Regions from separate parts of the Mus musculus genome. Here region 1 is linked to region 2. A link is a loop called in an ENCODE intact Hi-C map of the cell type or tissue named here. Cell type or tissue: left cerebral cortex. All regions are shown on one strand. Links, peaks and the distances in the headings refer to the core of each region. The heading gives the core; the rest is flanking DNA.

What was found. Hi-C counts contacts between places; a loop is a spot of excess contacts. Peaks named below come from ENCODE experiments on the same cell type or tissue, not always from the same donor. Only the 100,000 strongest peaks of a DNase experiment are listed, where the experiment ranks them.
Region 1: a loop joins it to region 2, with 6 times the contacts of the local background. A loop is called at or near these places in 11 of 42 quality-filtered maps.

The regions. Positions count from the first base shown.
Region 1 is chr11:53,465,782-53,476,854 of GRCm38, reverse strand. Shroom1 (shroom family member 1) reads right to left here. Exons shown (of 8, transcript NM_027917.3): 5 at 10,811-11,073; 6 at 10,599-10,731; 7 at 10,205-10,477; 8 at 9,089-10,092. The coding sequence ends at 9,760. It overlaps Sowaha (sosondowah ankyrin repeat domain family member A), which reads left to right. Exons shown (of 1, transcript NM_183173.2): 1 at 1-277. Among named protein-coding and RNA genes, the nearest start is that of Sowaha, 8.9 kb to the left of the region's middle. In left cerebral cortex, for the core only: CTCF peaks have their summits at 6,766 (motif pointing left) and 8,154 (motif pointing left); DNase peaks (open chromatin) are centred at 6,417, 6,724 and 7,016; H3K4me3 peaks cover 413 bases; H3K27ac peaks cover 2,493 bases.
Region 2 is chr11:53,579,222-53,590,294 of GRCm38, reverse strand. Kif3a (kinesin family member 3A) reads right to left here. Exons shown (of 18, transcript NM_008443.4): 5 at 10,462-10,567; 6 at 6,929-7,068; 7 at 6,283-6,480; 8 at 5,850-6,024; 9 at 3,365-3,460. Among named protein-coding and RNA genes, the nearest start is that of Kif3a, 17 kb to the right of the region's middle. In left cerebral cortex, for the core only: CTCF peaks have their summits at 4,148 (motif pointing left) and 5,277 (motif pointing left); a DNase peak (open chromatin) is centred at 5,281.

The sequences.
Region 1 (11,073 bases), core at 5,765-8,264, 120 kb after region 2:
GAGGTCTGGGTGGGCACAGGAGAACTGTAAAAGTAATCCCCCCCCTCTGAGGTATGACATCTCTTTGCTCAGTCAACTTTTTGTATGAAATCATGATATATTACTGTTTTTGAAAATTATGTTTGCATGTCATCAGTCATACTGAATGGTTCTTGTGGCACATGGAGTATGGCTTCCTTTCCTATATTTGTCAGTGAGACCTTTGAAATCATTAAAGGCATCCTAATCGTCAATTATGGAACAATGTAAGCAATGAAATAAATAGTTTCTGGTTTTATTTCGGCTTGTGTGGAGTGCCCTTCTCTGGTTTTCCTTATTGAATGGGATGGTATTATCGGGGCTGGAGAGATGGCTCAGCGGTTAAAAGCATATAATGTTAGAAGCTCTTGCAGTGGACTGCAGTTTGGTTCTCGGGACTCACATCTGTCAGTTCACAGACTCCTTTAGCTCTGGACTCAATACCTCTATGTAGACATACACCCATATACACACAAAAAAACCAAATCATTAAAATAATGATAACAATAACATCTCGTTCTGTGTGAGCTGGAGGGAGTGTGGGTCCGCAGGTACCATGGAGCATATGCAGAGGTCAGGAGACAATTTCAGGAGTCGGTTCTCTCCTTCACTGTGAGATCCAGCATTGAATATAGGTTGTCAAGCACACTAGGCAAGCGCTGTTCCTGCTGGACCATCATGCTGCCCTCTTCCTTCCTCCCCACCCCTCCCCAGGGCTAAATAAAGAGTGAATCCAGGGTGTCTCCCATATTGGACAAAATCACCCACTAGCTACATCCTGCTCCTGTTTTATCTATGGAATGTCCTCTTTATATTCCCACCGCCCCACTCAAGCATTCTATATTCAAAGAGTTCGGATTTCTTTGCAAAGGAAAGGAATCAACCACACAGGCATTATAGCCGTGAACTACGGATAAATGCAAGCCCCAATCCCACTCTTTCTGCTTCCTCTGCCGGGAATTCTAGCTAGCCTGCATAAATTATTTTAAAATGCAAATTAAATCATCTGCCTCTGCAGAAAAAATGTGGAGAGGCAATAATCACAGCAATTTGGTGTAGCTCAAGCTCCAGGAGGCAGAATGAAACATTAAGAGGTTTTCTGTGGTGAAGGAAAAGCCAGACTGAGAAGGGGTGACAAAGGTCCCAGGGGCAGACATGACCTCGCTTGAGAGACAAAGAGCAGCGAAGAGAACCAGCGATCACAGAGAGCTTACCTCCCAGGAGAGCTACGTCAGCTGCCAGGGAAATCTTCATGTTTCCCCAGGATCCTGAAAACCTCCAAGTGACATGAATCGTTTGCTAAGAGTGAAGAATCAATAACCCCACAGCTTGGGTGTTAGGAACCATTGCTGTTCCCTCGCAGGTCGAGACTGTTCTGGAACTGTGAGGGAAGTCAGTGAGAATGACAGTGTGTGAGAAGAATCGTATGTTTATTTTCTTAAAAGAAAATCACTAGTTAGAGAGAGAGAGAGAGAGAGAGAGAGAGAGAGAGAGAGAGAGAGGTGAGTTGGTAAAGTGCTTGCTTCATAAACTCATGATCCTAAAAATCCATATATTTAAAAAAAAATTCCAGGTGGCCAGGTGTATGGCACACGCCTTTAATTCCAGCACTTGGGAGACAGAAACAGGTGGATTGCTGTGAGTTCAAAGCTAGCCTGGTCTACACAGTGAGTTCCAAGACAGCCAGGGCTACATAGAGAGACCGTGTCTCTAAAAACCAACCAAACGAACAAACAAGAAAACCTGGAGTGGGGCTGGAGAAGTGGGTCGGGGGTTAAGGGCACTGGTCACTCTTCCAGAGGACTGGCTTTGGTTCTCAGAATGATGGAACATGACAGCTCCCAACCTCTGAAACTTCAGTTCAGGAGGTCAGGCATCCTTTCTGAGTTTCGGGGGCACCAGGCACTCAAATGGTATGCAGGCAAAACACTCATGCACACAAATAAATTGATGATGATTGTGGTGGTGGTGATGGTGATGATGATGATGATGATATAAATCCGAGGTATGGTGGCACATTCCTGTAATCTCACTGCTGGGAAGGCAGAGACAGAGGGTACCCTGGACCCAGCCAGCCTAGCCTACTTAGTGAGATCCAGGCTACTGAGCAATCCTGCCAAAACCAAAACAGAACAGAACAAAAATCCACAGAAGGCACAAATTAAAAATGCAAGGGGACAGCATCTGAGGAAAGGCACCTGCGGTTGCCTTCTGGAGACCACGCATGTGGGCATGCGCGTGCACCCACACACACATTTGCACCTGCACACAAGTAAACATGCACACACACACACTCACCATGAAATGCACCCAGGCACATGTAAACAAATAAATAAATGTAATCGAAAAGTTAACTGTTGAGACGGTTAAGGTGCTAAAGGTTGTCCCAGGAGAGTGGGCTTTTCATGGAAGACAATTGTTGCTGCAGGTATGTGTGAGTGTTTTACAGTGCCTTTGATGGAGGCGGGGTTTACTCCAGAACAAGCCTCGATTGCCTAATTGAAGATTCAGGACACGGGTAATGAATCTGCAAGCTGTGTTTGTTAAGTATGTTCCAGGCACAGTTTCAATGTGCTGAAGTTATTAACAAGCCTTGTGTGTGCCACAGACTATCCGTATCTGGATGCTCTCCTCACCCACCCCATGTGTGCATGTGTTTGTGTGCGCGCTTGTGCAGACGCACATAGTGGAGGGTGCACGTGGATGGGTGCAAATGCATGTTGAAGCTTCAGGTTGACGGCTGAGATAATTCCCAACCGCTCTTCCACCTTCTGCAGTGAGGCAGGGTCTCTCAGTCAACCTAGGATTCGTGGATATAGCTAAGTCTCCCTAGCCAGCTTGCTCTAAGGATCTCCGGTCTCTGTCTTCGGAGGCTAGAATCACAGGTGGGCCACCATGCCCATCTGGCATCAATATTGGTTTTTGGGACTGAACTCTGGTCATCACGCTTGCTCACCAAGCTTCTAAGTCCTGAACCATGTCGCTGGCCCATTAATGTCTCGATTTTAAGTCAGGAAGTTAAAAGGCTGCAATAGTCAGAAGAAACGTGTCCAGGTTCACATCTAGTAAGTGGCAGAGAGGCATAGCATCATCCCTAAACCCATTCATTGACTGTGAGGGTTAGTGTTGGCGACCTGAATCTGGTAGCATCTAGAGAGATGGGCTTCTGAAAATTACCTTGATTATATGACTTGATCTTGGGTGGGACCACACCCTGGGCAGGGAATCCTGGACTGTGTAAAACAGAGAGAGGAAGCTGAGTAGAGACAAGCTCACATTCATCTCTCTCTGCTTCCTGTCTGGACACGGTGTGACCAGCTGCTCCAACCACCAGCGGCCTTGCATTCTCTGCCCAGATGGACTGCACCCTGGAACTGCCATTCTGATTAAAGCCTCACTCCCTTACTTTGTTTTTAATCACAGGACCAGACACGAAAACAGTGACTCTGGGCTATTCTCCACACTCCATCTCTGTCCTCTGTGGGATGAAAGACTGGCAGTTCCCATCCTGCAGACTGCGGGAGAAGGAGCGACACCAAGTGAATAGTTAGGACTCTCGGAGATCTGCAACCTATGGGCAGGGGTTGGGGGTGCTGAGTTGTTTCCAGGATTTGCTTTACATCATTCTTTTAAAAAAACAAAACAAAACAAACAAACAAACAAACAAAAACAAACCAAACCAAACCCAAAAAAAAAAAACCCACATTTGTGTTTGCAAACAAACATACTTCATTCTATTAGGAAAAATGTAAAGGGGAGTTAACCCACTTTTGTATGGTAGCAATTAAAATAGGATCAACAGGGCTGGAGCAGTGGCTCAGCAGGTAAGAGCACTGACTGCTTCTCCAGATGATCTAGGTTCTATTCCCAGCACTGACATGGCAGCTTCCGGTCCCATTCCATCTGTGACTCCAGTTCCAGGGGATCCGACACCCTCTACTGGATTCTGCAGGCACATACATGCAGGCAAAACACCCATATACATAAAATAATATTTTTTGTTCCTTTTGAGACAGGGTCTCATTGTCAAATTCTGTCAATTAGACAAAAGCCAGCATTTCTCAGGAACTACCAAAGGAGTCCGCCTCCTTATCACTGGTAGAAAGGTCAAGTGGCTATCTGTAGTGCCCATTGTCATACTAACATATATGATGGCCTCCACGCTCCCTCAGTATTACAAGAACCTGTTACAGAGTCAGTGCTAGCATCCTGGACCTTCTCACCCTGCCTCTTACCCTAAACTTCTCCAGCTCATGGGCTTCCCTCCCCTAGTTTCTCACTCTTGTTCTAACCTTGCTACTTCAGCTATGTCCTCCCCTGGTCTTCTCTCTCTCTCTCTCTCTCTCTCTCTCTCTCTCTCTCTCTCTCTCTTTCTCTCTCTCTCTCCTCCTTCCATACATATATTTAAATAGTATTTAAATAGACATGTACATATATACATATTTAAATCTAAGGCAGACATAATAGTGCCTGCCTTTAATCCCAGCACTCAGAAAGTAGAGGCAGGAGTATTTCTTGTGAGTTCCAGGTTAGCCTGGTCTACATTGATAAGTTCTAGGCGAGCCAGGGCTAAATAGTAAGACCCTTTCTCAAAAAAAATAAATTAAAATCATCAGGTGGGTATAGGGGTACATTCCTGTGACCCCATAAGGTGAGACAGAAGACTAGGGACTCAATGTCATCCTGAATATTGATATACAGAGTTCAAGGCTAGCCTGGGGTACTTGAGGTCTTGTCTCAAAATAATAGCCATCCTCTTTAGAACCAACAATATCACTCTTTCAATATTTTATTAATTTTTTTATGTTATGTGCATGTGTATGGGCATGTGTGTGTGTGTGTGTGTGTGTGAGAGAGAGAGAGAGAGAGAGAGAGAGAAAGAGAGAGAGGGAGGGAGAGAGAGAGAGAGAGAGAGAGAGAGAGAGAGAGATGGCACATGTGTGGAGGCCAGAGAATGACTTCCAGGAGTTAGCTCTTTCCTTCTGCTGTACAGGTCCCAGAGATAAAACCGGGTTGTTGTCAGGATTGGCATCTGGTATCTTCAATCACTGAGCTATGTCTCTTTGTTCCTTCCCTTTTGGGGGGTGGGGGTGGGGTGGGGTGGTGGTTCAAGACAGGGTTTGTTTATGTAGCCCTGGCTGTTCTGGAACTCACTCTGTAGACCACACTGGCCCTGAACTCACACATATCCTCCTGATTCTGCCTCCCAAGTGAATACCGTCTTTCTTAGCTCACATCCCTCTACTATCCTTACCTTCTCCATCTAAACTGCCACCAAGTGAGCTGAAAGCACCTGCCAATCTTTGTAAAGATGCTCTCAGGGGCTGGAGAGGTGGCTCAGTGGTTAAGATCCCTGCTTGCTCTGGCAGAGGACCTGGGTTCTGTTCCCAGTATCTACGTGGCCCTTCACAACTATCTGTAACTCCAGAGTCAGGGGTTCCTGCTCCAGAGTCAGGGGTTCCTGCTCCAGAGTCAGGGGCTCCTGCTGCAGAGTCAGGGGTTCCCACTCCAGAGTCAGGGGTTCCCGCTCCAGAGTCAGGGGTTCCCACTCCAGAGTCAGGGGCTCCTGCTGCAGAGTCAGGGGTTCCCGCTCCAAAGTCAGGGACTCCTGTTCCTCCTTCTTTTGATCTCCAAAGGCACCATCAAGCACGCATGTGGCACACAGACACGCATGCAAGAAAATAGTGAACATAAATTAATCTAAAAGAGGAGGAGGAGGAGGAGGAGGAGGAGGAGTTGAAAGAGGATCCAAGGTGGAGGGGAAGTGGAAGAGGGGGATACAGGAAAAGAAGAGAAAGCATAGAGGGGGAGGGGGAAGAGAAAGAAGAAATCTTTATCCATTCCTCTCCCCCCCCCCGGGAGGGGGTGGGGAACCAAATTCTCTTGGTGGAAAAGCTGAGTGATTTAAATACCAAAGATAACAGACAGTAGCCCCCTAAGCGTGGTGGCTGAGTTGTGACAGTAACACCAGGAATCTTGAGAGGATTTCTTCACAGAAAGTGTAGTCCTTCTTTATCCCACCATTCACCTCTTCTGGGTACAGAGCATTTGCCCTAACCTTCCCTGGGAGCCTCTGCCATCTGAATGGCCAGTGCCTCCATCAGTATCTGTGAGGACCCAGAGTTTCCGCTAGTTACTGACTGAGGAACGTTTTGTAACGAGCAGAATGTTCTCGACAGCTTGGGGTGCCGAAGAACATAGCTTCCCCATTCCATTTCCAATTTACAGTATTAAAGTAAAAAGTACACCAATTAAATTCTTAGGAGGAGGTGGAAGAGCGGGGGCGGGATGAGCGGGAGGGAGGCCGCGGTGATGCCTGTTGCCCAGCAACAGCAGCCAAAGCCAAACATCCAGCAAGGCCCAGAGCGCCGCCTCCAGCAGCCGAGGGAGAGAGCGACACCGAATCACTGCTCAAACTGCGGAGGCAGCGGACAGATACGTTCTTGAACGGATGCTCTGGGCCCACATCCCCAGCTTCTCTCCTCGGCACATCTCATTTAGTCAACAATTTTCCAACGCAGGCCTGTTGGCAGTGAAAGGCAAGCTAGCCTTTTCCTTCTTAGCTAGCCAGAATTTCTTTCTGACAGAAGCAAAAGGCTCAGTTCCAGCCTTCAAGCCCAACAGGGACATTGCCCATCAGAGCCAGGCCAAGTCCTGGTATCTAGACTGGAGCTTGTGCGAGCTCCCTAGGCTGCCGGTGGCCACGGTGTGGGTGGAAGCTTCCATGATAAGGGAACAGTGCCATCTGCTGGCGGTGTATCGCAGGGCCAACGAACGCATCAGGTTCCAAGTACCCCCCAAAAGTCTTGAAGTCTGCGATGCTCTGCTGTGAATTCTTGAGTGCCCTCAAAAGAAACCACCGATTGGACAGGATAAAAACTGAGGCAAGAACGAGACAAGATCAGGCTGGACCCAAGGACCAGCTCTGGAACTGTGACTCAAAAACTGTCAGGGTTGAGCACGGAAATCTCGTTATTTCCCCTTCGAAAAATCTGGCGCAGAACCAAGGTTTGTTCTAGCCTAAAGATGGCAGTCGTCCCTATACCCACCCATAAGCCAGAAATGCTTTGAAATACACACTTTCCATTGGCTGAGTGGACAGTGTTAGGTGTGTTTCTAAGAATATCATAACAGAAGCATGATGTTTCAAATGGGAATTGCGTAGGGCAACAGGCAGAGATCAGCAGCTTCCACGCAGAAGGCTCCTCCAAGAGACCTTAGTGCCCGGACCCTGCCCACAGGGTTCAAGGCGACACAAGGAAAGCATAACGTTAGACCTGCAATGGCCTCAGCAGGAGCCCCATATGCGTTTTATAAAATATCACAATGAGAACATTGTTCTGTGCTCAATAGCCCGACTGTTGCAACTGATGCCTTTAGTATGAATAGGGCCATTTACAGTTCTCAGCCATTTGCACTTAGTGACAATACACATCAGAAAACAAGCCCAGAAGCAGAGATTTTTTTCGCTCTGAGGCCCATTGGCTTTAAATACACATACACGCGCCCTTTAATGTGCCCAACTTCCAAAAATACCCTGAGCCTTTGAGAGAAAATATTCTTATCCCTGCTGTTTGCAACTGATATACTGACTCGGGTCTCATGTTAATTTGCAAAGCTGGTTGTCTGTACATAGGGCTGAACAAATGGAGCCGGTTTTGTCCTGTGTTTTGGACCATCACATACCACCCCAGGATCAGTCTTCTCTAAATACAGTACAAGCCCTAGCTGCCTTTCTGGGACTTCAGGCCTCATCTTCATCTGTAACTCATGGTTCTCAAGAAAAACCTTCCACACAGCCTGGCAAATGCTATGATGACAGACTCTAACTTCAGCAGACTTTCTTTCTTTCTTTCTTTCTTTCTTTCTTTCTTTCTTTCTTTCTTTCTTTCTATATTTATTTTGGAGGCATAGTTAGTTGGTAAGGGTCAGACAAAACCATGTGTTTGTGTATGGGTGTGTGACTGCCACAGCATTTGTGTTGGGTCAAAAGACAATTTCTGGGGCTTGAGAGATGGCTCAGCGGTTAAGAGCATGGACTGCTCTTTCAAAGGTTCTGTGTTCAATTCCCAGCAACCACATGGTGGCTCACAACCATCTGTAATCTGTAATGGGATCTGATGCCCTCTTCTGGTGTGTCTGAGGACAGCAGCAGTGTACTCATACATAAAAGAATAAATAAATTACAAAAAAAGAAAAAGAAAGAAAGACAACTTCTGGGAGTTGGTTCTTCTGTGGAATCTGGGGTTTGAACTCAGGTTATCAGACTTCTATAGCAAATGCTTTTGTGTGGTGATCCAGTTACCAGGGCAGTTAGCAATTGCTGGGGTGGGGGTGGGGGTCAGTGGAATGCCCCTCAGCCCCTCCTGCTTTCAAACCTGGTTCTCCAGTCTCTTCAGACATTGCTGAGCCAGACTGACACTTTACCAAGTCTCTCTTCCATTTTGGTCAGCCTGGACTGTTGCTGGAGTTTGTCAATCTCACACACACACACACACACACACACACACACAGAGAGAGAGAGAGAGAGAGAGAGAGAGAGAGAGAGAGAGAGAGTGTTAGTTTCCCTTGTCGGCTGCAGGCAATGCATGCTCCTCTTAGAGAGTTTATTAGAATATAAAATGCAATGCTTGTTTATACCTTAAGCTTCTTCTCTCTTGACCCTCCTGCCTCCCACCAACTCTGACAGAGGGACTCGCCATCACACGGGAGTGTGCAGGGTTTATAATCCTTCCTCATGCTTTTTTTTTTTTTTTTTTTTTTGGTTTTGTTCTTTGGTTTTTTTGTTTTTGTTGTTGTTGTTTTTGTTTGTTTGTTTGTTTTTGTTTTGTTTTATGAGACAGGGTTTTTCTGTGTAGCCCTGGCTGTCCTGGAACTCACTCTGTAGACCAGGCTGGCCTTGAACTCAGAGATCTGCCTGCCTCTGCCTCCCAAGTGCTGGGATTAAAGGCGTGCACCACTACGCCCGGCTTGTGCTTTGTTTTTGTGGTCGCTCTATGAGGGCTTGAACCCAGACTCTCACACATGGCAAGCAAGCACTCTACAGCTCTATCTGTAGCCCTCTCTTTAAGTTACTTTTATATTTATTTGTTTATTTAGGGGTGTTGTGCCTGCATGTATGTCTGTGCATTACCTGTGTGCAAACCAGAGAGTGTCAGATTCCCTGGAACTGGAGTTACAGACGGGTGTGGGCCATATACCATAGATGCGTGAAATAAAACCCAGGTCCTCTGGCAGAACAGCACGTGATCTTAACTGCTGGTCCATCTCTTCACACACACACACACCCCCAACCCTGTATCCCCAACTCCCACCCCTGCAGACTTCTTTTTTCTGTCTTTTGTGGAGGCAGACCTCCCCCAACCCTGTATACCTAACCCGAAACCCTGCAGCCCTCTTTTTACGTCTTATTTTGAGGGAGAGTCTCCTAAGTTGTCCAGGCTGGCTTTGAGTTCCCTTTGTAGCCCGGATAGACCTTACACTTGAAATCTTCAGCTTCCCATATAGCGGGGAGTACAGCTACACCACCAGGCCAGGCTTTGAATACTGCAGTTTTTACGACCCACAAATTCCCAAAGAATTACAAACTTGAATAAGGTCACAGGAGAACACCGTGGGAAGATGTGTCCTAGGAAGGCCTGGTCTGACTCCTCCCTACTCCCTCAAGGGAAAGCTCTCTATAAAGCATCGCCCCAGTTGTGGGTGAGCCTGGGACAATGTTCCCACCTCCGCTACATGTAACTAGATAAGGGTAGCAAGAAAAGGTTGTTTGTTTAGAGGACGGATTGCTGGGGCCCAGGTCAGTCTGGGAGAAAGGGGATGATGGCTGAGGTCGCTCCAGATAGTGTCCAGTTGGTCCTTAAGGAACCGGATTCGATCGTCCAGGCTGCGCTGCTGTGACAGGATCCTGGCCTTGGAGGCCAGCAGCACACAATAGGAGCGCAGATGCTCTGCGGGCAGCTCCCGCTCCAACACCTGACGCAGGGTTTGCTCCCGCCGAGCCACGTGCTCCTTCAGCTCCTTAGCTTCTTCTTGCTGTCGCTGCAGAAGTTGGAGTCGCTGCAGCAGAGAGGCCTGGAACCACCGGGAGAGGGCGCAGTGAACACCGTTGCTTCCCGGATGATCCGGGCGGTAGAAGGAAGGCCCCTCCAAACCCTGCTCTTCCCCCAACCTCAACCTATTTTACCCTCTCATCAGGGTCGCTGTTTGAGCCCGCCCTAGCCAAGGCGAGGTTTACACGGACCAGGCGACTGCCTAGCAGCAGCAGCAGACCAAGCACACGCTCTAGATCAGTCATGAACCGGCGGAACCGTTCCAGCTCCCGGGGTGTACAGGCCTGGCTCACAGCAGCCTCTAGAGCTCCGTTGCGTTGGGTCCAGTCTGCGGCGGTCCCCCGCAGTCGCTCCTGCTCAGCGTGAAGATCCTGCAGCATCTTTTGGAGGAGGCGGGCTAGTTCCACCTACCGGGAGGGCCTAAGTATTCAAAAACTGGGCCAAGTCTGGATTTCTCCAACCAGACACTAAGCCGCGGCCCCACCCAGCTTCCATCCCCCTACCCACCCCACCCCTTCCCCCACTCACTTTCTTGGCCTGGGTGCTGTTTCCTTCTGGGAATTCCTGGCCACTTGATTGGTCAGGGTCGGGGGTAGAGTTTTCAGACCTTGATGCCTCTTGGGAAGTCTGCAGGTCCTGCGTGAGGTGGTGTCCACAAGACCTGAGGACAAAGCCAAAGTTCTCTGAATCTTTCTGCCTTAGACTGCAGATACTCAGAATCAGGAGTCCTTAATGCTCACCCTTCCTCCGATGCGCCAGCAGCCTTCTCTCCCATCTCCTCAAGGGCTGGCCTCATCGCACTTCGGATCTCTTCGACAGGAAAAAGCCCATCCAGCAGGCCCTGCGGTGGCTCTGGACCGGGCTGGGCGGCAAGAGTACGGCTCAAAGAGGGATCCAGTCTGGCCAGCTCTTGAACCAGCGCCTCAAAATGCCGACTAGGCCAAGTAGTCTTGGAATCAAACTGGCCCCAAGTCAGGGAAGTGTGGTGAGGGGACCCTGGAGT
Region 2 (11,073 bases), core at 3,918-6,417:
CATTTCCAAAATTTCCCAATTCAATGTTTTTTCTTCCTATATAAAAACCCATTACAGGTGTCCCCCATTTAAAGAAAATCTACCAGGTAGACCTGAAGCAACAAAATAGATAAACTAATTTACAGTAGTTTATACTGATCATGTGACTAACAAAAGGATTAATGAATTTTAAAGGCATTCAGTTCATAATATTTTATTTTCCAACTTGATTTGTAAGCAGCTCTAGTTACATAAAATGAAGTGCACCTGTATAGTAGCAAACTCCCATTCCGCCTATGGTGGATTGTTCTGGGTACTTAACGACTAGAGAAGAAAATGACAACTGATGATTCAAGCAAGGGACACTGAGCGGCCATTTGCATTTTTTAATGGGAGGGGGCATACACACAGTTAACACAGCACCCACATGCTCTCCACTCCCCAACACATCCATGTTACAACAACAGAAAGTAAGTGTTCACTATGCAAACAGCAATTAAAGCTTCTTGAATTGGAAAGAAAGGTCTTGAATTGAATAAGGTACAACTCATTTCACAACCCACTTTCATGTAGCTACTCTCTAAGAATGTAAGTTTTAGAACAGAAAACTGGAGAACAATGCTGCTGCCTGCTCAGGTACTTCTCTCACTTCACAGTTTATACACAAAACTGTGCTTCTATGTGATGTCTGAACAATGCCGTGCATTTTATAAGTTATCCGGGGAGGTCAGCTCTTCTGGTAACTTGCTTCTACAGTGTCACAGACACAGTGTCTTGAGATTCTTGAACTATTCCCTAGTACAGCTGAAAGCAACGGTCTCTGCCATTAGTCTGGAGCAGGTAAGGATACAGATAATGCTTTAAGAGACAGCAAGCTGCGAGCGAGCTGGGGAAGCAAGCATGGCTTCCATTTTCTTCTGAAAGTAGAAATAGACAAAGGTACATAGCGCTTTTCAACTTAATGGTTTATAATAAAATCTCAGTCTGAAGTAAGTCTGGACCGAGTTTATGAACTCTGTGACTGAGTTTTCTAATCACATCTCAGAGTCTTAAAAAGGACCTGGTACCGTAGCAGGGAAGCATGTGGTTGGCATGAAGCACCACTCAGGCTTCTCTCTCCGCCTCGGGCTTCACACATCGCTTTATCTGGAGCACGTATGGCTTGTTACAGTGTGTGCTGCTGCACCAACAAACTTTAATTTGTGCTTGTAGAGATTCAAGATTTGTTGTTTGTGTCTCTTACACCGACCAGAATTTAAAATGTATGAGGCATAAGAAAGAACCCTGTGAATTATTCTTTCACACAGCTTACTGGCTCTCTTACATTATCTCAGTGGCAAAAGCATGAATCTCTCTCCCACTGTCTCAAACATAGGCTCTGGCCTATGTTTCACAGTTCACTGACGCCATGGCAGGGTGGGGATCACATGCTTGTTCTACAGGGAGCCCAACATGGACCAGTCATGACAGGGAGTGGGGCAGCATCTCCCAAATGAAGCCCATGAGTGATGGAGAAGCCAGAGCTCTGTTAGAGAAGGTGAGGGCCGCCACTCACGAGGCAAGAACTCATCCAGGGGCTTCTCTATGACAGAACATGTGGAGTCTGAGCTACTGCTGCTGCTACTGCCTGGAAGACAAAGAAACGAGCCCACGGCAACCAGAGAGAGGAACAAGATTGAACAAGTACACAGAGAAAACCTGAGTTCTGCAGGAGGACTCAGGGGACACTGAAGCTTTGCATTCAAGCGCGACTCACTCCAGCTTGAAACTAGGTAGTCCCGCCACTGAACTCTCGCCACAAAGCCATGCATTTCTTTAAAGATCTGCAGCAGTGGCAAACCCCACTACTCATCTAAAACATAATTATTCAGAGGGTTGAAATGACAGGAAAGTCACTCGGTGACAGGCAAATCTATCTAAGCTGCTAAGGAGGAGAAACTGCTTTAAACCACAAAGTCACACAATTCACACTATAAAAATAAGCTGTTCTTCATCACAGACAACATTGTCTCCAATTCCCCTCCTCCCCTCGAGACAGCAGCTTTACTTCCTTATGTTTAAAGCTCTGGAGTATAACTGACGAGGATCACCGGAAAATGTGAAGCTTCTCAGGACGTGGTACTTTAAGATAGCTTTTTTGTTTGTTTGTTTGTTTGTTTTTCAAGACAGGGTTTCTCTGTATAGCACTGGCTGTCCTGGAACTCACTCTGTAGACCAGGCTGGCCTCGAACTCAGAAATCTGCCTGCCTCTGCCTCCCAAGTGCTGGGACTAAAGGTGTGCGCCACCACGCCCGGCAAGATAGCTTTTTTAAAAAAAAAATATTTTATCTATCTATCTATTTATTTAATGTGCACTGGTATTTGAGGATGTCAGATCCTCTGGACCTGGAGTTTCAGACAGTTGGGAGCTGCCATGTGGGTTGCTAAGAGTAGTCAGTGCTCTTAACCGCTGAGCCATCTCACCAGCCCCTACTTTAAAATATCCTAACATATTAAACAGTGGCACTGTTTTTCTACATAAAATTTACTTTTAATAAGTCTATTATCTGCTTTCAGGTCAGAAAACTAACTAGCTCTGAAAGTCAGGGACAGCTGACAGTTTTTGCAAAAGGCCCAACAGCCAGGCCACATGCTTTAGTGTGAAAGAGCCAGAGACCACAAGTAAACAAATGAGCATGGCTGCTTTCAAACACTTTATTTACAAAAGCAGGTTCCACAAGGATCTGCCCAGCACGCTGCAGTCTGCCAACTCCTGCCCTACAACGGTGCTTTTCCCCTGAAGGTTCTGATTGTACAGAATCTTCAGTTTCGACTTAGGCTTCCCCATCAAGCAGTAAGGGGTCTGTTTTCAACAAGAAACGATTTGGTTAACTATGAATGTGCACAGCCTGCAGTAGCTGAGGAGAGGTCTGAGTGTGAAATGAGGCAGGGACATCCTTTTCTATGTGCTGTCTGCAGCCTCCTCAGCACCACAGGCTTACAGGGTAAGAATGACCCACGGTTCACAAAGAAAGGAACTCGAGGAAAACCTGTAGTCCTCATTCAAATTTAGCTCTGGGCACATGGCTTTTAACAACTAACATCCCTTGAAAAGAAATCCCACATTGTCCTAATCTCAAAAGCAAATAGGTAACTAACAAAGATGTAAAACTGCCCAATGCTGTGTCTACTACCGCAGAGTTTTACAACTTAAAATTTTACAAGCGATGATATGGCATCCTAGGTGGCAAGATAAACAACAAGTTTACAAGGTTAACTGCATGTAGCATGCACTCCCTGTTGGAACCACTACCTTAATTAAAAACAGCAAATAAAAAGTGGCCACTGCATCATCAGGGGGCAGCTCTAGCCAGTTCCAACTGGTTAGAGCATGAGCAAAACTTACCCCTTCTCTTTTTCTTTTTTTCTCCATCTTCTCCAAGTTCACCCTCCTCGTCATCCTCCTCTGACCCACTGATGTCAGAGCCTGACACTTCTTCCCCTTGGAGAGAAATTTAACAATGACTTTTAGTCTGTTACCATGCCATTATTGGCTATTTAGAAAACACCTTTATCTGTTCTCTTCATTAAGTTTTTGTTGCACCAAATGCAAACTGAAAATCCATTTAAATGTTCTGGATAGTGTATCCGATGTTTAAAAGGGCAGGTGGAGACTGCAGGATTCCTGGAGTTTGCTAACAAGCTAGCAATTCACTTGGTGAAGTCCAGGCCAGTGAGAGATCCCGTCTTCCCCTGGTCCCAAAAGGAACACCACCTGCACTGTCCTCTTGTCTCTAAGCCTGTGCACATGTACAGATCACATGCAACCACACACACTATGTACATGGACATTTTATTTTGAGACAGGATCTCACTATGTCCTGTCTGGCCTGGGACTCACAGCACTCTGCCTGCATCTGTCTCCTGAGTGCTGGGATTAAAGGTGTGTACCTTCATGCCTACCTAAAAATTTTATTTTTACAGAATAAAAATCTGATCCATTGTGAGCATAGCTTTAAGCACATACAAGGATCATGAACTAGCATTTGCTTTTTACAATTGTGATCTGAAGAGCTAGAGAGATGGCCCAGTGGGTAAGAGCACTGGCTGCTCTTCCAGAGGTCCTGAGTTTAATTCCCAGCAACCACATGGTGGCTCACAACCATCTGTAATGAGATCTGATGCCCTCTTCTGGTGTGTCTGAAGACAGCAACAGCGTACTCACATACATATAAAATAAGTAAATAGACTTAAAAAAACACACTTTTTTAAAAATTTAAAAAATGAAATTGTGATCATTTTGGGGAGCATTTTCTCCTGTTTTCTGCTGAAGATTTCTACCTTTGTTTTGAATTTTATGTACATGGGTGCTTACATGGCTGTAAGCCACTGTGTAGGGACTAAAAATAGAAAGCAGGTCCTGTAGGAGAGCGGCCGCTGAGCCTTCTCTCCAGCCCTGACATTTATGTTTTTAAAGAGTCGCAAGTCTTTGGGAGCTACTGAGTGAGACTCTATATCAAAAAGATCAAGAGAACGAACAGTCATAAGCTGCCATTTCACACAGGGCCTCACTGGAGGAAAACAGGCAAAGTCTGAGTAGCGCGCAGGTTGGTGAGTGGTTCTGACTCAGCATTTTCTGGGCTCAATAACAAGACTCTGATGTGAGTGATGCCACACATGGGCAGATGGAAACCATCTGTACTATATGAACTTTGACATGCCTCAAATAATTTTAAAATACATTTATAAAATTATTATTTTAATGCTTTTGCCTACATTTTATTGTTTATGATCATTCTATTAACTAGATCATAAAAACAAGAGCACGGGGTCAGAAGGACACAATAAAGTGAAGCCTGTCACAAACAACATGACTGTCGGTCGCATGACTGCCTCTGGGCACATACATGCACGGCACCATCTGCACAGACTTGACTCTGTGTGTATCCAATGTGCAGTCACACCATTCACACGAACCAAGAGATGCAGCAACTCACACCGGAAAAGAGGACTAGAGACACAAAACCGTGTGGAGGCGGGATGAATCCTAGTGATCTAAGCTAGAGAGAAATTCTAACAAGGCCCCGCACAGACGAGCCCTGAGCCCTTACACTGTGAACAAGCCCAACACAGAAGCACAAACAATGCACAATTTTTTTCCTTTTGTGGGGTGCCTAGCAGAGTCAAATGTCAACTTTTATCATGTACATTTTATCTATAAAGATATGAAAAATAAGTGAATCATCAAAATAAAGGCATGTGCTCAGCACTAACTGGGGCGTGAAGTATCTCAGAAACAAACTGGCTATAAATGCCACCTAGTGGCCATTTACAGGTGGCCAGTTCCATTATCTGCAAGGCAGTTCTCTCTGCTTTTTCTCAGCATCTGGCTTTTCCCCAGACACATTCGCAGCAGGTTGGCCTCTCTGCATTTCCCCAAGACTCTAAAGGCTTGGTCTACAGGCCCTTCACACAGGGAGCTAATACCAGCCACAGCTCTTGTGGATGGTGTGGGAGTGTCCGGAAGTGACCAGGAAGCTCCTTACCACCATCACTTGAGACATCATCCTGGAAAACATTTTCTTAGAAAATACATATTCCTCGGAAATATTACTTTTAAATATCAATGTTAGGGGCCAACAAATGGCTCAGCAGGCAGTATATTTGCCATGCAAGCCTGACATCAACTTGAGACCTAGAATCAGAGTGCCAAGAGAGAACCGGCTCCCACAGGTATCCTCTGACCCAAATGCACTGTGGCCTGTGGGTGCTTGCACTCACACATGTCCAACACACAGAGCGATACCTTAAATATCAATGTCAGAGGCTACTGCTTGACAGGAAGCAAGTGCTGTGGTCCCCAGCTGACAGTGATCTCTGTGAGAAGTTACCTTCCTCAAGCTTTTTCTTCAGCTCTTCGATTTCTTTCTGAAACTGGCGGAGCAGAGCATCCTTTGGGTCCTCATTGATTCTCGCTTTGTTTTTAATGTTCTTGGCGCGGTTGGCATACCGCAAGGTGCTGATAGTTTCATCATAATTATAATCTGCTGGCCCAATATTTGCACACTGTTGAATTAGAAATGTAAATCAGTCTACAGTTCTAACACCGCCGTTACCAAACACACTTGAAGCACACATGCGAATAGGCCTTCTTGAAAATGGCGTCAGTCATAAAGGTGTGGAAATGATACAAGCGTGACACATTACTTACACAGTGTATTACACAGGAAGAGGGACTGGTCTGTGAGGTGCGACTCACGCCAGTGACGGGCATTAGTTAGGATCTTTGTCTGCCTCTGTGAACTAGCCGCCCTGCCATCTTACCATCATGGTTTTTGAGTTCCCTCCTAAGGAGTCCTGCAGGAGACGGGTCAGTTTGGAGTTCCGATACGGCACGTGAGTGCTTTTTCCATCCACCAAGGCAGAAATAACGTTGCCCAGGGTAGACAATGAAAGGTTGATTTTGGTAGCTTCCTTGAGGCGCTGTCCTGTGGCTCCAGTTTTTGCTTGTCTTTCTGACCCCTAACAATAAACAGATTAAAAAAAAAGGCGGGGGGCTAATTTTTTAAAATTATCTCTGTATAGCCCTGGCTGTCCTGGAACTCACTTTGAAGGCCAGGCTGGCCTGGAACTCAGAAATCCACCTGCCTCTGCCTCCCAAGTTCCTGGATTAAAGGCGTGTGTGCCACCACCGCCCAGCTCTGTTTTTTTTTAAGTAATTTAAAATATCTCATATGACATCTGAAATTCACTTCAAAATAAAGAGGGAAGAAGTGAGTAAGAATAGACAAAAAAAGCCTGGCGAGGGATTGACAGATGTTGATGGTGTGTGACATAATGATACTTTTAGATATCCCATAATAATAAGCACTTTGAAATTTCATGTAACTATACATGTAACCTCTGAGTTAATTTTTATTAACAGGCCATTGGACCCCAGAGAAGAACTTAAGTAGCATCTGGTACTTACAGCCAGATCCACAAGGTGGAGCTTGCCCATCCTGACGTGCATGTTCCCGTCCACGCCTTTCTCACTGCACTCTATAGTAATTGTAAAGATGGCGTGGGATCGGGAGCTGTGCTCGTTCATATTAGTCGCACCGACAGAACCTTTAACAAAGAAAAGAAACAATGTTAACGCAATGCCCTTATGTCACTTTGTTTGTTTAGACAGGGTGTGCTATAGCCCAGGCAACCCTTAAACTTTGGTCTCCTACCTCTACCTCTTGACTACCACCAGGCCTATCTTATGCAGTACAGGGAATTGAGCAAGGGCTTTATGTTAAGTAAGCACGGTACCACCTGAGCTATCCTCAGCCCAGAGAGCAGCTTAACTCATTAAATATCCAGAACATTTAAAATGCGTGGTTTCATCACAGTCAAAGCCACTGATTATATCTATTAACCACAGGTTATTTTGGCCATTGTATACTTCTTTTATAATTCACACTATAACCAAAGTATCTATAAAGTACTAACATTATAACATAATCACAGCATAAAATTCTGTACTTCACTCCAAAATACTATAATTTAAAGATTGTAACTATCTATGAAACTGAACATAGTAGTGTCTACTTAAGAGCCTAAAGCAGGAGGGCATGTCAACTCAGGTGACCCAGGCCGCCTCAGCAACACAGCAAGACCTTCTCTATTGGGGAAAAAAAGATTACATCACAAAAAAACAAAAAAACCACGCTCTGCCAGTGCCAGACAAATACAGAAGTGGATGCTCACAGCCAGCTAGAGGAAAGTACCAAGGAGCTGAAGGGGTCTGCAGCCCCCTAGGAGGAGCAACAATATGACCTAACCAGTACCCCAGAGCTCCCTGGGACTAAATCACCAATCAAAGAAAACACATGGTGGGACTCATGGCTCCAGCTGCATATGTAGCAGAGGATGGCCTACTCGGTCAGCAATGGGAGAAGAGGCCCTTGCTCCTGTGAAGGTTCTATGCCCCAGTGTAGGGGAATGCCTGGGCCAGGAATCGGGAGTGGGTGGACTGGGGAGCAGGGAAGGGGATAGAGGATTTTTGGAGGGGAAACTAGGAAAGGGGATAACATTTGAAATGTAAATAAAGAAAATATCTAATAAAAGAAAAAAAGGTATTTAGATAAAAAAAAAAAAAAAAACCCTAACAACAACAACAACAACACCCTGCTGATGACTCAACCCTCCTTAGAGAATTATGTTTGGGACTCCAAACTACAGAGTGACTTGCACACACGCATCAGGTGTTGCAGGGAGAATCAGCGCAATACCGTTTGAAAGGGTGAGTAGCAGGAAGACCTGGTACAAGGCTGTCACTCTACTCTGGGAGAGCTAAGTTACTAAGCAGCCACTGAAGATATGAGGCAAATCCACAGCCATTAACATCAAAAGAGGCCAACACCACAGGAACTTTTCACGACACTAAGATCTGGGCCTGATGGCACATGCCTTGAATCCCAGCGCTCAGGAGGCAGAAGCCAGTGCATCTCTGTGAACCTGCTTCACCTACTATCAAGTTCCAGGCCAGCCAGAGCTATGTGTGAGACTGTGTCTAAAAACAAAAACAAACATCTTAACACATGCTAAAACAGGACAGAGGTTCATTTTTTGTAATCCTAGTATATAGGAGACTGAGGCAGGAGGATTACAAGTTTGAGGCCATCCTGGGCAAGATAGCTCTGACTGGCCTAAAACTCCTATGTGGACAAGACTGGCTTCAAACTCAGAGGTCCACCTGCCTCTACCTCCTAAATACTTATATTAAAGGTATAAGCCATTATACCTGGTAAAATGTTTCTTCTCTAGAAGAAAAATCTAAAACAATTACTAGAAAGTGAAAATGTTATTTAATTTTGCTTTTCTTTTCAACAGAAGTGAAACAGTATAGATTCCAACTAATTCAGACAGAGAGCCTAGGTTCACTCACTCGTCCTACCACTTGGCAATTCTATGACCTTAGAGATGGCATTTAAACTATGTCTCACTCTCCCAAATCACCATGGACTCCAGGGTAGACTAAGCAATAAGCAATCATTCCCATAAAGCACACAGCAAAAGCACCTCCTACTCGATAAGTGTTCAGTCAAAGTGCTACCAAACTTAACTTGCCCAGTAGTGGTGATGGTGGTGTATGCCTTTAATCCCAGCATTCACAGGCAGAGGCAGGTGGATTTCTGAGTTTGAGGCCAGCTTGGTCTACACAGTGAGTTCTAGGGCAGCCAGGGCTACACAGAGATACCTGTCTTGAAAACAAAACAAAAAAAAAATTAACTAGCAAAACTACTTCAAAGACTGGCACTATTAGAGACTGGAGTGCTTGGTGGTACGCGTGTTTAATACCAGCACTTGGGAGGTAAAGGCAGGAGGATCTGTGAGTTCGAGGCCAACCAAACAGCCAAGGGTATACAGAGAAAGCCTGTCACAAACAAACAAACAAACAAACAAACAAGCAAAGAGGCTGGAGAGATGCCTCTGCAGTTACAGAGTGTTGACTTTTCTTCCAGCAGACTTGGGTTTGGTTCCCAGAACCCACATAACTCATCACAATTGTCTGTAACTCCAATTCCAGGAGATCTGATGCCCTCTTCTGTCCTTTGTGGGCACTGCATACATGTGGTGCACTTACATACATGCAGGCAAAACATTCATACACATAAAGGACGGGCTGGCGAGATGGCTCAGCCGGTTAAGAGCACTAACTGCTCTTCTGAAGGTCCTGAGTTCAAATCTCAGCAACCACATGGTGGCTCACAACCACCCAAAATGAGGTCTGATGCCCTCTTCTGGTGTGTCAGAAGACAGTTACAGTGTACCATGTATAATAATAAATAAATCTTTGGGCCGGAGCAAACAGGGACTGAGCAAGCGAATTGACTGGAGTGAGCAGGGTTGACTGGAGCAAGCAGGGCTGATCATCGGAGTTGACCGGAATGAGCAGAAGTCCTAAAATTTCAATTCCCAACAACAACATGAAAGTTTACAACCATCTGTACAGCTACGGTGTACTAACATACATAAAAATAAATAAATAAATCTTTTTAAAAATACACATAAAATAAAAATATTTTTTAAAAGACTGTCACAAAAAGAAACTTAATCAGTATGAAAAACAATCTGCACTACTACTGTTCGTTCAGATATATTTCCTAGATAATAATAAAATGAGTGGTCTTAAAACAAAAACATTCGACAGGCAGTGGTGGCACACGCCTTTAATCTCAGCACTGAGGAAGCAGAGGTAGGTGGATCTAGGTGAGTTCAAGGCCAGCCTGGTCTACAGAGCAAGTTCCAAGATAAACAAGGCTACACAGAGAAACACTGTCTCCCAAAAACAAAACAAAACCAATAACTAATAATAATAAAATAAAAGACTAAACTTCAACCTCTATAGGGCAAAAGCCATCTTATCTGCTTCTGGACCAGCATTCAGACAGGCGTCCCATCACGGTAACACAGCACACTCTCGACCAGCCCTCAGACAGGCGTCCCATCACGGTAACACAGCACACTCACGGTTTTTGTGGCCTAGAGTCATGATTCTATCCATGTCGTCAGCGTTGTTGACTACATATGCTGATAAGTCTTTGATATATACTCCCACATCAGGCCTTTCTTTAACCTAAAATACAAAAGTCATGCCTAAGACTTTTATAACGGTAAGCGTTCCAGATACTCAGAGTATCCACTGTCACCCAGGGGTATATGGTGGGGTACAGTTATGAACCGCACCTCCACTCACAGAGGTGACAAAGCCTAAGAACATACAAGGGAAGCCCACACACAAAATTATTTGTAATGGGACCACAAAGAAAATACAGGACAGTCCAAGGAAAGAATTCATGGTTCTCTCCTTCCACCCTGTGGTCTCAGGGATCAAACTCAGGTGCTCAGGCTCAGCGGCAAGGCTCAGCGGCAAGGCTCAGCGGCAAGCCCCTTTACCTGCTGAGCACTTGGGAATGGATTCAGGGACAAGCTGGTGAAAGGAACAGGGCATCTATCACAGTTCTAACCCGACTCAGCAGCCACGCTTTGGTGACTTATGCTCAAACGGGACTGCACTGACATATGCAGTGGGTTTTAAAAGCACCTTTTATAGAAAAAGAACCTTAATTTGGCAGGCATTCT